Regions from separate parts of the Homo sapiens genome. Here region 2 is linked to region 1. A link is an interaction called in ENCODE POLR2A ChIA-PET data of the cell type or tissue named here. Cell type or tissue: Panc1. All regions are shown on one strand. Each heading gives the region's core, and the rest is flanking DNA. Links, peaks and the distances in the headings are about the cores only.

Evidence for each region. ChIA-PET counts read pairs that join two places held together with the same protein. Peaks named below come from ENCODE experiments on the same cell type or tissue, not always from the same donor. Only the 100,000 strongest peaks of a DNase experiment are listed, where the experiment ranks them.
Region 2: POLR2A ChIA-PET joins it to region 1 with 5 read pairs; 2 of 35 experiments call an interaction of 5 or more read pairs at or near these places.

What each region holds. Positions count from the first base shown.
Region 1 is chr6:157,991,989-157,997,146 of GRCh38, forward strand. All of the region lies in intron 1 of SYNJ2 (synaptojanin 2), which reads left to right. Among named protein-coding and RNA genes, the nearest start is that of SYNJ2-IT1, 6.5 kb to the right of the region's middle. In Panc1, for the core only: no CTCF peak of the experiment used is centred there; no DNase peak of the experiment used is centred there; H3K27ac peaks cover 1,401 bases.
Region 2 is chr6:157,892,519-157,897,676 of GRCh38, forward strand. SNX9 (sorting nexin 9) reads left to right here. Exons shown (of 18, transcript NM_016224.5): 5 at 4,309-4,480. SNX9-AS1 (SNX9 antisense RNA 1) reads right to left here and starts at 364. Exons shown (of 2, transcript NR_183542.1): 1 at 175-364. In Panc1, for the core only: no CTCF peak of the experiment used is centred there; no DNase peak of the experiment used is centred there.

The sequences.
Region 1 (5,158 bases), core at 618-4,617:
ATTTTTTTGTGGGTACATAGTAGGTATATATATTTATGGGATACATGAGATATTTTGATACAGGCATGTAATATGTAATAACCACATCATGGAAAATGGGGCATCCATCCCCTCACACATTTATCTTTTGTGTTACAAACCAATTATACTCTTTTAGTTATTTTAAAATGTACAGTTAAATTATATAGTCACCATGTTGTGCTATCAAGTACCAGTTCTTATTCATTCCTTTTATTTTTATTTGTTTTACTCATTAACCATCCCCACCTCCTCCCTAGACCCCCGCCGCTACCCTTCCTAGCCTCTGGTAACCATCCTTCTATTCTCTATGTCCATGAATTCAATTTTGATTTTTAGATCCCACAAATAAGTGAGAATATGCAATGTTTGTCTTTCTGTGCCTGGCTTGTTTCTTTTTTTTTTTTTTTTTTTTTTCCTTTTTTTTGAGACAGAGTCTTGCTCTGTCACACAGGCTATAGTGCAGTGGTGCGATCTCGGCTCACTGCAACCTCCGCCTTCTGGGTTCAACCTCCCAAGTAGCTGGGATTACAGGCACCCACCACCACACCCAGCTAATTTTTGTATTTTTAGTAGAGACAGGGTTTCACCATGTTGTCCAGGCTGGTCTCGAACTCCTGACCTCTGGTGATCCACCCGCCTCGGCCTCCCAAAGTGCTGGGATTACAGGTGTGAGCAGGTGTGAGCAACTGCACTCGGCTGGCTGGCTTGTTTCACTTAACATAATGACCTCCAGTTCCATCCATGTTGTTGCAGATAACAGGATCTCATTCTTTTTTATGGATAAATAGTACTCCACTGTGTATATGTACCACATTTTCTTTATCCATTCATCTGTTGGTGGACACTGAAGTTGCTTCCAAATCTTGGCTATTGTGAACAGTGCTGCAACTAACATGGGAGTGCAGACATCTGTTTGATATACTGATTTCCTTTCTTTTGGGTAGATACCCAGCAGTGGGATTGCTGGATCATATGATAGCTCTACTTTTAGTTTTTTGAGGAACCTCCAAACTGTTCTCCATAGTGGTTGTACGCATATAGTACATATAGTACATAACATATATAACATATGTATACTACATAACGTATATATAGTATATAACATATATAGTGGTTGTACTAATTTACATTCCCACCAACTGTGTACAAGGGTTTCCTTTTCTCCACATCCTTGCCAGCATTTGTTATTGCCTGACTTTTGGATGTAAGCCATTGTAATTGGGGTAAGATGATCTCTCAGTGTAGTTTTGATTTGCCTTTTTCTGACGATCAGTGATGTTGGGCACCTTTTCATATGCCTGTTTACCATTTGTATTTCTTCTTTTGAGAAATGTACATTCAAATCTTTTGCTCATTTTTTGGATCGGATTATTAGATTTTTTTCCTGTAGAATTGTTTGAGCTCCTTATATATTCTGGTTATTAGTCCCTTGTCAGATGAGTAGTTTGCAAATATTTCCTCCCATTCTGTGGGCTGTCTCTTCACTTTGTTGATTGTTTCCTTTGCTGTGCAAAAGCTTTTTAACTTAATATGATCTCTTTTGTTCATTTTTGCTTTGGTTGCCTGTGCTTGTGGGGTATTGCTCAATACATTTTTGCCCAGGTCAATGTCCTGGAGGTCTTTCCCAATGTTTTACTGTAGTAGCTTCATAGTTTGAGGGCCATGGCATTCTTAAAAACATAACTTTCATTCTTGCATAGCTTTTTTTTTTTTTTTTTTTTTTTTTAAGTAACCTGGACTGTCATTTGGCTAGGGAGGCGGGAGTTTGTGTGTCTGGAAATGTGTGGGTTTTTTTTTTTTTTTTTTTTTTTTTTTTTTTTTTTGGGACGGAGTCTCGCTCTGTCTCCCAGGCTAGAGGGCAGTGCAGCTACCTCGGCTCACTGCAAGCTCCGCCTCCCTGGTTCACACCATTCTCCTGCCTCAGCCTCCCGAGTAGCTGGGACTACAGGCGCCCGCCACCACCCCTGGCTAATTTTTTGTATTTTTTAGTAGAGACGGGGTTTCACCATGTTAGTCAGGATGGTCTCGATCTCCTGACCTCTTGATCCACCTGCCTCGGACTTCAAAAGTGCTGGGATTACATTACAGGTGTGAGCCACCACACCCAGCCAGTGTGTGGTCTTTTTTATCTGTCTGTTTAAACTGTCTGTTTTATATGTTGCATGAACCCCGCTTTACCATGAATCTTATCAATGACTGATAAATATTGTCTATTGGAAACATTCTCTTTAAGAGGAGGTGACCGTTCTCTGCAGCTCCTGCTGATTCAGCAAAGCTGAGGTCAGGTGGAGCCAGCTGGGCAGAGATGAGTGATTAGAAGGCTGTCATTGGCAGTGACAGTCCACGTGCTCCAGGGCAGAACAGTGACACTGGCTGTCACAGTCTGTTTCAACAATGGAGGTTGTTTGTTTTTATTTAAATGATGTGAATAAAGAAAGGAATCTTTGAAAACTAAGGCTGGAGCTGCCCAGGCCTGAGCCAGGCCCTTGTAACAAGGCCCTTCTGGGTGGGGGATCTACCTCTCTTTTCACCTGGACCACCTGGCGGTGGGTGGCGAGCTCAGAACCACAGCTGGGTGGAAAATGGGAGGGCCAGCAGCGAGCTGCAGGAATGGAATTCCATGATGGCATCTCATGTCTCCAGAGTGGACAGACAGAAGCTTGTGTTTTCATTTCAAAGGGCATCTGCCACGCCCTCCAGGCAGACCACATAAATGGCATTTTTGGGTGAGGCCTGAGGGATTCTGTCTGGTGGTATACACTGATTTTAACCAGAAGCAATAGATTTGGGCTCTTTTTGACAGGGGAAGATAGATGAGAGATGATTTCCATGAGGATGTTGAAAATATTGGCAATTCTGAAGACCCCAGGGAGTCCCAGGGGGTTCCTGGCCAGGAGCGCCCCTCCATTGCCCTGCACCACCTTGCTTTCCAGGCTGTGGCTCTGTGTGTCTGAATCTACGGCATGGGGGCACTTCCTTCTAATTCACAGAAGAAGCTATATGGGCCCCAGACTGCCCATCCTGCTAAAACTGGCAAAGGCCTTTTCCCAGCCTGAGCAGTAGTGATTCAGCCAACTGCAGAAGTGGTATTTGGAGCTCACCCTTAAAACATAAAGCAAGTTATGTTCAGACTATATACAGGCAATGAGAAAATATGATGAAATATGACTGCGTATGAATAGCCCCAGACTTCTAGGGCCTTTGAGTGTGTCTGTCTTGGGCAACATCTTCTCCTTTTAGATTTCAGGCTCAGTTTACTGTCAGGAAAATTAAGTTGCTGAGAGCGTCTCAGAATTTTGGCTTAAAAGAGAATATACACCTGGAACAAAGACTTGAGGGGTGCTCCTATTAAAAAAAACAAACAGTGTGTGAGCTTCAAAGGAGCACCTTGAAACTCCAGTTCCATCACATCCACTCTGCTGGGCCCTCCTAGGGCAGCTCTCTGTCTTGTGCCTGCCTTCTCTTCTGAACACTCCTAAGGTATTTTGAGTGCGGAGGATAGGATCATACACTCAGGAAAGCCGAGAGCTAGATCCTGAAGCATCTGTGCGGGAAATGCCCATCTGTGCCTGAAATGAGCATCTGCGAGTGAAGTGATCCCATGTCTGGGATCTGTTTGGCATGCGCCAGGAGACAGACGGACACATGCATGCACACACACACACAGCGGGGACGGGGAGTTGGTGAAATAAGAGTGGGAAAATGTTGACACCTCCGTGAGCCGGGTGACAAGCTGCTTGGTGGTTCACTAGACAGGGAGTTATAAATTGGCCGCTTTTCAACATCGACAGATAAAAATCAATAGCCTTCCCATAATGCCATCATTAATCAATTAGAGTCTGTAATGGGAAAAGCAGATGCCACTCCCCCACAGTTTCTGGGAATAAACAAAGTGTATAAGGCCTAAAAGAAGAAAGCTATAGAACTTGACTGAAGCCCACATCTGTGGAAAGGCATACTATGTTCTTGGAGTGGGAACATCAACACTATAGAGATGGCAGTTCCTCTCCAGTTAATCTGGAAGTGCAAGTATCGATGAGTAAATCCAATTAAATTCCAACAAGAGCCTGGTCTAAAATGTAACAGGCTGATTTTACAGTATCGCTGGACTCCCCCTACATCCAAACTTATTCTTACCTTCATTCTCCCATTTTGGTTAATGGCAGCACCATCCAGGCAACTGCTGGTAATAAAAGCCTGTGAGTCATTCTGACGCCCCTTCCTTCCTCAGCCTCATCCAACCTACCAGCCAGTAGTGAATCCCACCCCAAAACAGATGGTGAATCCCACCGAGTCCCCCGGTCATCGCTGCTACATCGAGAGTGCAGCCACTGCCCCATGTGCTTTCCTGGTCTGCTTGGCAGCCTTTGAACTAGTCTCCTGGCTCTTCCCCTGCTCCCCGTATAGGGATCTGCTTGAAGCTCACACAGCCCTGATCCTCTGCCCCTGCCTCTTTCTCCACCCTCATCTCCCACCATTTCCTGGGCTCACTGCATTCAGCAGCCTGACTTGTTCCTGCTCAGAATCTTCACACCCACCTGCATGCACTCCCTCCCCCAGGTGATATGGTTTGGATCTATGTCCCCACCCGAAGTCATGTTGAAATGTGATCCCCAGTGCTGGAGATGGGGCCCAGTGGGAGGTGATTGGGCCATGGTGGTGGTTTCTCATGAATGGTCAGCACCATCCCCCCTGGGGTTATCATTGAAACAGTGAGTTGCCACAAGATCTGATTGTTTAAAAGTGTGTGGCACCCACCCCACCCTCTTGGTCCTGCTCCTGCCATGTAAGTTGCCTATTCCCACTTTGCCTTCCACCATGAGTAAAAGCTCCCCGAGGCCTCCCAAGAAGCAGATGCTGCCATGCTTCCCGTATAGCCTACAGATCCATGAGCCAATTAAATCTCTTTTCTTTATAAATTACCCAGTCTCAGGCATTTCTTTATAGCAGTGCGAGAACAGACTAGTACACCAAGGGTTGGCCTGGCTGCTGCTGCCTCCGTCTCCCCACCTACCCCACCCCCCCCCACCCAGCTTCGTGACTGCAGTAAGACCTTCCTGACCTCTGTGGCTGGAATACCCTGCAGCCCCCACACACCAACTGTCTCTGCCCCATGCCTGGTTTCCTTTCTTCTTGG
Region 2 (5,158 bases), core at 379-4,378, 100 kb before region 1:
CAAAGATTTCATAACTTAGGTGGAGAGCTAAGATCACATACATAACCAACTAGTATGACAGTTACTACACACCTACAAATTATTGACCAAGTGATTTTCAAAGAACAATTATTTGTTTTTGCCCTAATTAAATGGATTTTAATTTTTTGAGGACACTTGCTATGAATAGTTCACCTCCAGGTTTTTCCTCCATCTTGATGAAAATCCTTCCTGGCCAGTTTGCTAAGACTGAACTGTCTTCTGGAAGGCCCCAGCGAACATTCACTCTCCTGTTCTAGCTCACAGTCCTGTGTTCCTTTGTGATGTACCTCACTTAGCTTCTGGCAGTCTTCTGAATCCAGACCACTCACTTCTGAACTCTAGCCCGAGGTTACACAGCGGAAGAGAGGTAGAGCTGTTAACGGAATTCCAACTCACTAGGCTCTTGACTGTGGCCCTCCGAGCCCCTCCATTTCACAGCCGGTCCTTGATGGAAACCAGGCTGAGGCTGCTGTACCAATGATAGTCTGTCCCTAGTGTCCCAAACTTTGGTACTTTTTCAAGTTCTTATTTGAAAAAACTTGTAACTTAGAGTTTGGAGGACACGGAATATATTGCTAAATAGGAGAATAAAACTACATTTCCTTAAAGAAAACTGTAGAAGGAAGGGTTTCTCTTAGCTGAAGTGTGACTGCCAGGCCCTCAGCATGATTGCCTTCATTTCCAGCGTCCACTGGGGTCATCTGAGAGTCCATCCCGAAGCCGAATGTCACCTTGTAAAGCTGTGTGTTTGAGAAGTCACAGTCTTGTGGATGAAACATCTTTCTCCTGTTAGTATTTGACATAGAGTAAAATAACAAGTAACTTCAGTTTTTTCCTTAGAGGTATATAGGGCAGTAGAATGACATCATACTTGCACATCAAAAGCATGTAGTCTGTTTTTGATGCACCTGGCACGTGACAGCCAGCTGTCTGCCCCATGTGTCGGTTGGTGAAGAGTCAAAACAGACCAGCCACTAGGGTGTCTGTCCTACAACATTAGGGGCTATATTAGACAGGGTGGGTAATTTTCTTGCAATTATATTTTTTTCTTTTTTTAACTAGCACCATTTGTGTGTGTGTGTGTGTGTGTGTGTATAAGACTCAAATAAAGGGGAAGACTTGCTATTTCATGTTATGAAATAGATTCAGTACTGAAATATTGTGGAGTGAAAGGCATGAATAATTTTAATCAATTTTCTATGAATTCAGTAAACAGTGATTCAAATGAAAATCAGTATTTTAACTCAACATTCTAATGTGAAAGTTCAGATTGTTTTAGTTTAAATATTAAGCTGATGCTAAAGTTTATACATAAAAATAAACAGCTAAGAGATGTTATGCTAAAGTATTGATGGTTTTTCTATGAAAGTGTGGTACTAGTACAAATAGATCACTAAGAAACAAGAGAGTCCAGCTATAGACCCAAATCTGATATGTGATGAAGGCGGCATTTCAAATCATGGGGGAAAGATGGATTGTTCATGAAATGGTATTAGGGTGACCGACTGAGGACAAGATGTTCAGCTGGATCCCTGTATCATTTCTTTTTCTTTTCGCTTTTCTTTTCTTTTTTTTTTTTTTTTTTTTTGAGACAGAGTCTCTCTGTGTCGCCCAGTCTGGAGTGCAGTGGCGTGATCTCAGCTCATTGCAATCTCCGCCTCCTGGATTCAAGCAATTCTCCTGCCTCAGCCTCCCAAGTAGCTGGGATTACAGGCGCCCACCACTACACCTGACTAATTTTTGTATTTTTAGTAGAGATGGGGTTTCACCGTGTTGGCCAGGCTGATCTCAAACTCCTGACCTCAGGTGATCCTCCCGCCTCGGCCTCCGAAAGTGGTAGGATTATAGGCATGAGCCACTGTGCCCGGCCCCTATATTATTTGTTTTACTTAACTCAGTTCCAGACAGATACAAGATTTAAATGTTAAAAAAAAAAAAAAAAAAAAAGCTAACAAAAAACTGTATTTGCCTCAAGGGTGGGATGGTGGGGGCAGGGCTAATAGGTGCTAAGTGTACTCTCTACTGGAATATTCTTTGAGATTGGGTGCCATCTATTTCCCATTCCAAAAGTTTATTTGTAAGATTAATAATTAAACTATTAAATTACTCAAAGGAATTATGGGAGAGAAATACTTTTTAAAAAGAAGTATGAAAGTCCCTTTCTATGTAAGACAAAACCCCTCAGCGTGACAGTTGTCAGAATGTGGGAATGTTATTGCATTCTCTTTCAAAAGCAATTTGACAAAATCCATCGGTTCTAAATACACAGTCTCCTTAAGCCTAGCATTTTTTCTTCTGGAAATTTCAGAGACCTTTTGGATTGCAGTTTTCATCTAAAGAACCACCAGGATGGCTGATTAATAGAAAGGAGAGGTTTATAGGCAGTAACATTTTACAGACTGGGAAGAGACCTTCTCTGGTGTGTGCTGAAGATGAAGGGACACATTGGGTTTTATGCCTCACAGGGCCTGTATCACACTAGAGTCACATATATTTAGGAGTTTGGGGGCAAAGCGATACGTATGTATGAGAGGAGTCAAGAGCATGTGCAGTAGGTAAACATATGTAACATCCATCCTTGTTGACTTTGAGGTGAGATTTTAGCATTAAAATGAGGTGGAATTGGGCTCTTTATGTGAAAAGGTGAACTGTGGGACACAGTTTGTGCACAGCCTCAGCGAGCTGCTGAAACTGGCTTTAAGGCCTGCAGTTGCTTGTCAGAAGAAAATGTTTCTAAGGCCAGTCCTCTGCCCAGTCAGAGTTGTCTTGGTCTGGGTTGTAAATCAGAGTTAGGAGGGGTCTGATAGGTCCTGTTCTTAGTGAGTTTAGAGCCCTAGTAATTTAAAAAGTTGCTCTATTCCCTTAACCTTAGGATCCATCTTAGTTGATAAAGCAGTGTCTGTTTTGGTCTGTCCGATCACATGGTATTATAGTACCCAAAGACTGAAAACAAGATAAATGAACATCAGCATATACTGGTCAAGTTGTAGGAAATATATACAATGGAATTTTATGGAGACAATGTGAAAGAATATTGTGTCCATATGTGCTGATGTACCTTGCAGAATGTTTTATGCTGTTAAGAGAAAAAAAAAAAGTACCGAGCAAAAATAATACAATTTAGGCCAACTTAGTGTTTAAAAACAAAAAGGATCTATCTCTGTCCATGGGATGTTTGAGTAAGTATATACAAGGAATTTGTTAGTAGCATGAAACAAAAATTATAGTAGGCCATTGTTTCAGAGTTCCTGCACTAGGCCCCAGCAGACCAGGCCAAACCAGAATGGAGTTCCTTGTGCTAGATGCTCCATAGTCAAACTGAAACTTGAAGGAAGCAGATAGGTCCCAAAACAAACTGATTTTTTCTCGAGAACAGGAGATCCCAGTCTACCTGAGTTAGCATAATAAGGAGTCCCCTCTGCTTTAACCCTTACGAAAAAGTAACCTGAAGTAAACTGATGTTAACCATCAACTTTTTTTCTGTTGTTCTATTTCCTTATTAACCCATCCTTAAAAACCAAGTGTTCTGTTAATGCCCAGTGGGAGTGCTCGTTCTAGATTGTAGGAAGGAGGCTGCCCAGATTCATGAATCTCAAGTAAAGGCCAAGTCGATCTGTAACTGAATTTGTTGTAATTTTGTGTCTTTTGACAGTAGTAGTTCCTTAGAATGACTAGCATCTCAGGATGTTAGGCGTATTTCTCAAATTGCATATACTTTTATTGTTTGAATTTTTTTTATTATACATGTATTCCATTTCAAATTAAAAAGCCTACTTAAAAATACAACAGATCGCTATAAAGCAGTTAGAAATAGGTCCTCATGTTGAGTGGGAAAAAGAAAACTTGCAAAGAGATACATACAGTATGACATCCTTTAGGTCAATTTTAAAAATATAAAGCAGTTGTTTGTGAATGTGTACATGTGCAGCTGAAGTATGAAAACACACATAGGAATGGATACAGGTTCAGAAAAGTAGTGGTTACTTCTGGAGAGAAAGAAAGAGAGGGCTGTAGCTGCATCTAATAGTTTCTTTGTTGCTGTTTTCAAAGTTCCTAAGCAAATACGGTAAAATGTGTTCACATCAGTAAAATTAGATTGATGCTACCTTTTGTGCTTTCCTACATGTTTGGAAATTAAAATATTATGTATGTAAAATTGTTTTGAATACATTTCTATTAATTGTTTTTAGTACTCCTGTTGTATTCAATTGTGTCAGTTCATTATTGAATTGAGTCATGGTTTCCAAAAGTCACAAAAATTCTCCTTCTTTTTACCCCTCTCAATAGGTTGGCAGTGGCAATGACCCCTGGTCAGCCTGGAGTGCCTCCAAATCTGGGAACTGGGAAAGCTCAGAAGGCTGGGGGGCCCAGCCAGAGGGGGCTGGAGCCCAAAGAAACACAAACACTCCCAACAACTGGGACACTGCCTTCGGCCACCCCCAGGCCTACCAAGGACCAGGTGAGGAGAGGGGTGCAAGGTCCCACCCTGCCCGCCCATGGCTGAGTGGGAGAGACAGGGAAGACCGAACTGTTTTTGCTGTTCCCACACTCAGCACAACACAGAACAGTTTTGTGACCACAGCATGGGAAGGGAGGATTGCCCCACCCACCAAGCAGCTGTGCAGCAGACACCAGCTGAGTGTCCTACAGTCATGACACTGTCTACCTGGAGTCAGATCAAGGGGGTTCCCACCACTCCCACCTTGGGTTCAATTAATCTGCTGGAGCGGCTCACAGAACTCAGGGAAACACTTTACTTACTACTGTCAGTTTATTACAAAGCTCAATTTACAGGATGCAAATAAAGAGCCAGATGAAGAGATGCATAGGGCGAGGCATGGGGAAGGGACGCAGAGCTTCCATGCCCCCCTGCCCCAGGTGCCCCTACATGTTCAGCACCCCAGAATCTCTTTTCCTGTAGCTCAAGGATTTTTACGGCGGTTTCATCACATAGGCATGATCGATTATTGTTATTATTATTCTTTGAGACAGAGTTTTGCTCTCGTTGCCCAGGCTGGAGTGCAGTGGCACAATCTCGGCTCACTGCAACCTCCGCCTCCCAGGTTCAAGTGATTCTCTCACCTCAGCCTCCTGAGTAGCTGGAATTACAGGAGCCCACCGCCCACCGCCACACCCG